Regions from separate parts of the Homo sapiens genome. Here region 2 is linked to region 1. Evidence: chromatin contacts called from ENCODE Hi-C or POLR2A ChIA-PET data. All regions are on one chromosome and are shown on one strand. Each heading gives the region's core, a stretch centred on a gene start or an enhancer-like site at or near the end of the contact. The rest is flanking DNA. Distances are from core to core; before and after follow the strand shown. Region 1 has its middle 24 kb from the start of GPD1L. Region 2 overlaps GPD1L (glycerol-3-phosphate dehydrogenase 1 like).

What was found. Hi-C counts contacts between places; a loop is a spot of excess contacts on that map. ChIA-PET counts read pairs that join two places held with the same protein, here RNA polymerase II (POLR2A). Pooled maps may share reads with other maps.
Region 2: a map of PC-3 shows a loop between it and region 1 (5-fold over the local background). The contact joins two enhancer-like sites. A Hi-C loop is called at or near these places in 5 of 168 maps with a recorded cell type or tissue (CD8-positive, alpha-beta T cell, Caco-2, PC-3 and 1 more), 1 of 37 single-sample maps with no recorded cell type and 6 of 50 pooled maps. POLR2A ChIA-PET finds 5 or more read pairs at or near these places in 1 of 52 experiments (GM12878).

Annotation. Positions count from the first base shown.
Region 1 is chr3:32,081,509-32,084,237 of GRCh38, forward strand. No RefSeq gene overlaps it. Among named protein-coding and RNA genes, the nearest start is that of GPD1L, 24 kb to the right of the region's middle. Within about 2 kb of position 1,348, at least 2 of the 41 ENCODE cell types and tissues checked have a DNase peak (open chromatin) inside an H3K27ac peak, as active enhancers do.
Region 2 is chr3:32,144,432-32,147,131 of GRCh38, forward strand. GPD1L (glycerol-3-phosphate dehydrogenase 1 like) reads left to right here. Exons shown (of 8, transcript NM_015141.4): 5 at 2,191-2,303. Among named protein-coding and RNA genes, the nearest start is that of GPD1L, 39 kb to the left of the region's middle. Within about 2 kb of position 1,265, at least 3 of the 41 ENCODE cell types and tissues checked have a DNase peak (open chromatin) inside an H3K27ac peak, as active enhancers do.

The sequences.
Region 1 (2,729 bases), core at 98-2,597:
AGTGAGAGCCAAGTGAAAGGAGAAACCCAGTATAAAACCATCAGATCTTGTGAGACTTATTCACTACCACAAGAACAGTATAGGGGAACTGCTTCCATGATTCAAATTATCTCCCACCCTGTCCCTCCCACAACCCATGGGAATTATGGGAGCTACAATTCAAGATGAGATTTGGGTGGGGACACGGACAAACCATATTAGTATATAAACACACATACATATGCCATAACTGCTAGGGGAAAATATTCAAAACCATTGGCTTGCTAAAGTGAATCAATATCTTTATATGTGAAAGCTAGTTTGGAGTATACATGTGATATCTCCTTCTCCTGGTAAACTATAGAACTCTCCTCTTGAGGAATTACTCTGCTCTGGAGAAGAGTTTTCAGGATGCTGACATGTGGGTGTGCCCCCACTGAAAAAGACTTGCTTGTAGATCAGTAAGGTATCTATGGGTTACAGTAATCTATTGCACATTTCAAAATAGCTAGGAGAGAAGAATAGGAATGGTTTTAGCAGAAAGAAAATATAAATATTTATGGTGATGCATATCCCAATTACGCTGGTTTAATCTTTGCAAATTATATGAATGTATTAAATTATCACAAATGGCCTGAAACTATATACATTTGTTATGCATCAATTTTAAAAAAATTAAGGCTTACTTGCAACCCAGTCACCCTCTGTTGACAAGTCGTGCCAGTCCACTTAGAGCCATTTCACTCTTATACCAACAGCCACACATCACCAAACATTTGACAGTCTCCAACATAAAAAAGACAACACAAACAGGATCACATAAACATGAAAGAAAATCAAAACCTATAATAAACATCTTCACAGAAATAAAAAGAATAATGAGAAAGAGCTCTTGGAAATGGAAAATAATATGGCTTTAATTTTTTAGAGAAATGCACCAAAAGGGTTAAAAGATGAAATCCAGAAAGTGAAGATGAGTACAAGCAAACAATTGGAAATAAGAAAAGAAAAGACTTCAGGAAAGGTGACAATGCTAAATGATAAAATTTCAAATAGAAACTACAGAGAAAATGAAAAGGAGTTACTCCTTGAATAAATAACACAAAACATTCTATGAAACTGAAAAACACAATCATTCAGATTTAAAAGACACAGAGTACCCAGCACCCTGAATTTTAAAAGCTTGTGACAGGACTCTAAGCATGAAAGCAGGGGATAAAAAGAGGATCCTAAAACTTTCAGAGACAGAGGAAATGAAAAAAAAAATCCAAGGTATCTGTTCAAAGAAAAACCTTAGACAAAGCAACTTTGCAGAGTTTAACTGGGCAAAAGAATTATTTGTGAATTGGGCAGCCTCCAGAGCCAGAGTAGACTCAGAGGCTCCAGCACAGCCACGTGGTGGAAAAAGATTTATGGACAGAAAAAGGAAAGTGACGGACAGAAAACCAAAAAGAGATACACAAAAAGCTGGATTGGTTACAGCCCAGCCTTATTTGAACACTGTTTAACAGCTTGATTAGCCAAAACTCGGTGATTGGTGCAAGAGTAGGTTACAGTGTTTATCTCTCCATTTAGGTTATAGTTCACTATGTACAGAGAAACCTTTAGTTCAAACTTAAAATATGTAAGGAGGAAACTTTAGGTTAAACTTGGTTTAACAGGTCATATACAAAGAAACTATAATAATGAAGAATCTAAGCAGTGTTAATATAGAAATATGTATAAAAGTGGAGTGGCATAATCAAGGCAGAAATTTATTCTGAACTCATATCACAGTTCAGAGGTAAAGTCCAGAGCAAGAATGGCAGCTCTGGGAACCTCATCACACAGCTTCCAACCCAGAATTCAAGGTGGCAGCCAGGTCCCCCGATCATGTCTGCACCTGTCCATGGGGAAGAAGGGAATGGGAAAGGCCATTGGCTGCTGATTCCTTCCAGGCATAATCCGAAAGTGGAAAATATCATTTCAACTCAACACTCCACTGGCCGAACTTAGTTACATGTCCATAAAGTGCTGCAAGGAGGGCTAGGGAATGTCATCTCCAGCCAGGCTAAAAGTTAGGCATTATTTTACTAAGGAAAAAAATGGATACTGAAAGAGAAATAGAAGCCTCTGCCACAAATAGGAATCAAAACAGAATCATATTTCTTCACAGCATCACTGTGATACTAGTAGTCAATGAAATAATGTCTTCATTGTTTGGTGGGTAAAAGACACTTACCCTAGAATGCCATTTTAGTCTGTTATCAAAAGTGAGTTTCAGTAAGGCAATAAGACATAAACAGAGAGTTTTCTGAAAATTACTGAATGGTGTGCTCTAATTAAACACAGAGTAATCCAAGAAAGAGGAGTACAGCGGGTCTAAGAAGGAGGCCTGGAGGGCAAATAGTGCAGGCTGACAGATGGATGGCTCTGGGAAGGAAGTCTCCAGGAAAAAATGAAATCAATAAATTACCTAATAAATTTGTATTTGATCATTTGTGAACAACTACTAGCAGACATGTACTAGATCCAGTGAAAACAAGTAGGGAAAAATAACCTGTAAGGATAAAAAGATGAATAGTATATGGGTAAAAAATGCAAAGGCAATCATCAAGTCGGCGGGGGTGTGGGGAGAGCACACTAGAGAAAATTTAATTATAGAACATGATCTGGCACTATAGCTAAATATATTTTCTTTCTTTTTTTCCTTTTTTTTTTTTTTTTTTTTTTAGTTGGAGTCTTGCTCTGTCACCCAGGCTGGAGTGTAA
Region 2 (2,700 bases), core at 15-2,514, 63 kb after region 1:
AAGCTCCTTATGGAACTTGTAAGCACACAAACACATATGGAATCACAAACTAAAATAAGGGTTTTGAAGGAGTTTTATTACATAGGTTAATTGCCTCTAAAACTTGGTGTGACAGAGAAAGGGGATTTTCCTGTCTTTGGTTTACATTGAGTTTTGGGCAACCTTCCCACATGGCTGTCCGGCATTAGCTGTTCTGTACAGATGCCCTGAGTCCCTGCTTGCCATGTCACTGTTTATTACTGGGGTTTGTTGTTGTTGTTGTTGTTGTTTTTGAGATGGAGTCTCACGCTGTTGCCCAGGCTGGAGTGCAGTGGCGTGATCTCGGCTCACAGCAACCTCCGCCCCCTGGGCTCAAATGATTCTAATGCCTCAGCCTCCTGAGTAGCTGGGAACACACACACACACACACACACACACACACACCACCACGCCAGGCTAATTTTTGAATTTTTTGTAGAGATGGGATTTCGCCATGCTGACCAGGCTGGTCTCGAACTCCTGACCTCAAGTAATCCACTTACCTGAGCCTCCCAAAGTGCTGGGATTACAGGCATGAGCCACCGCGCTGGCTTATGACTGGTATTATATTAATAATAAAATTCGCGGGCCGGGTGCGGTGGCTCATGCCTTTAATCCCAGCACTTGGGAAGGCCAAGGCAGGTGGATTGCTGGAGGTCAGGAGTTCGAGACCAGCCTGGCCAACATGGCGAAACCCCATCTTTACTAAAAATACAAAACTTAGCCGAGTATGGTGGCGCATGCCTATAGTTGCAGCTACTCAGGAGGCTGAGGCGGGAGAATCGCTTGAGCTTGGGAGGTGGAGGTTGCAGTGAGCTGAGATAGTGCCACTGCACTCTAGCCTGGGCAACACAGCAACTCTGTCTCATAAATAAATAAATAAAGTTACTACCTATTATCCATGATTTAAGGTAATAAATTTTAAAAGGTACCTTTGAGAAAATATGAGATTGCTATAAATCAAGCCCACCTCTTGGATGGGCATTGCGTTATTTGCAGCCACAAAGGAACCCATAGACCCTACCTTGTATCTATGGCAAGCCAAGAGTGTGCCTTCCCCTGCCCATTCCTCAGTTTGTTCACCAGCAACCCAAGTTTCCAGCTGCAGATGGCTGGATTAAAGTGACTTGAGGGAGGGGCTGGTCTGCAATGTTCAGGAGCATGCTTCATGTTGGAGGCACTGAGCAGTGGGAGGAGACACGATGAGGCTGTAATATGATGTAGGGGCCAGGGGCTGGTTTACCCAACCCAGATGATGCAACAGTGTTGCACAGAGTCACCTAGACAGCCTGGTGGACTGTTTAAAAAGGAAGAGAACAGTTTGCACAAACTGACATAGTTCTAACATTTGGAAAAGGGGAACTCAGCTAAATGAAAGAACAGTAATGCTACAGAGTAGACTGTGTTTCTAAGTATTGGGTGTAGATATTGTGTTTTATTATGAAACTTTTCAGAAAAGTAGAGTAGTATCACGAACCTCACATGCCCGTCACCCATCTTTAGAAATGATTAACTCCTGGCCAGTCTCATTTCATCCACTCCCCACCCTCTCTCAACCCTCAGATGGCCTGGATTATTTTGACATTGTGTCACTTCTTGGTGTAGTTTTACTTGTTGACAATCATGCTTTTTTCTTTTTTTTTTTTTTTTTTTTTGAGACAGAGTCTCGCTCTGTTGCCCAGGATGGAGTGCAGTGGTGAGATCTCAGCTCACTACAGCCTCCACCTCCTGGGTTCAAGCGATGCTCCTGCCTCAACCTCCTGAGTAGCTGGGACCACAGGTACGTGCCACCACGCCCAGCTAATTTTTTGTATTTTTAGTAGAGATGGGGTTTCACCATGTTAGCCAGGATGGCTTCAATCTCTTGACCTCGTGATCTGCCCGCCTCAGCCTCCCAAAGTGCTGGGATTACAGGTGTGAGTCATCGTGTCTGGCCAAAAAAAACTTTAGATTCACATTCGGTCAGTTAAAAATGTATGTCAAATTGTAAATGATCACCTCGATTGGAAACGGGATATTTTTACTTTATTTCTGCTCCTATGTGTTTTCTAAATATCCTATCATGAACATGTTACTTTTATAGTAAGTAGAAACTTATTTTAAAGTGTATTAGGTGTGAAAATTAAGATTAGAGGCTGTTATTAATATCCTTGTTGTCTAACCTTTCAACAGGCAGCAAAGTAATGGAGAACGGCCTTCTCTTCAAAGAACTTCTGCAGACTCCAAATTTTCGAATTACCGTGGTTGATGATGCAGACACTGTTGAACTCTGTGGTGCGCTTAAGGTAAAGTCAGCCTCAGGGGAGGAGTTCATCAAGCAAGGCAAATGTTAGCATCATTGAGTCTAATCCTCAAGAATGGGCTCTGTGTTCTGTGCACCCACATCAGCGAAGAATAGTGAATTGAGAGTCTTGTTTATAACTTCCTGTTTTGCTGCAGCCTTTCCCGGGTGGTTCAGTTCCTCTCTTACTCGTGGCTTGCTTTAACTTGTAAATATGGGGGAATTGTGATGTTTTGGTCTTTGGGAAGTTGGCAGCATTGATATTTGGAAAGCATGGGAGTTCCTTGATGACAGGGTTTCACCCAGGAGCAAATGATTCTATTCATTCATGTTTTTCTCCCACACTTCATCCTGAGCAGGAAAAGGAACTTGTTTCCTCTGAATTATGCTACTCTACTAGT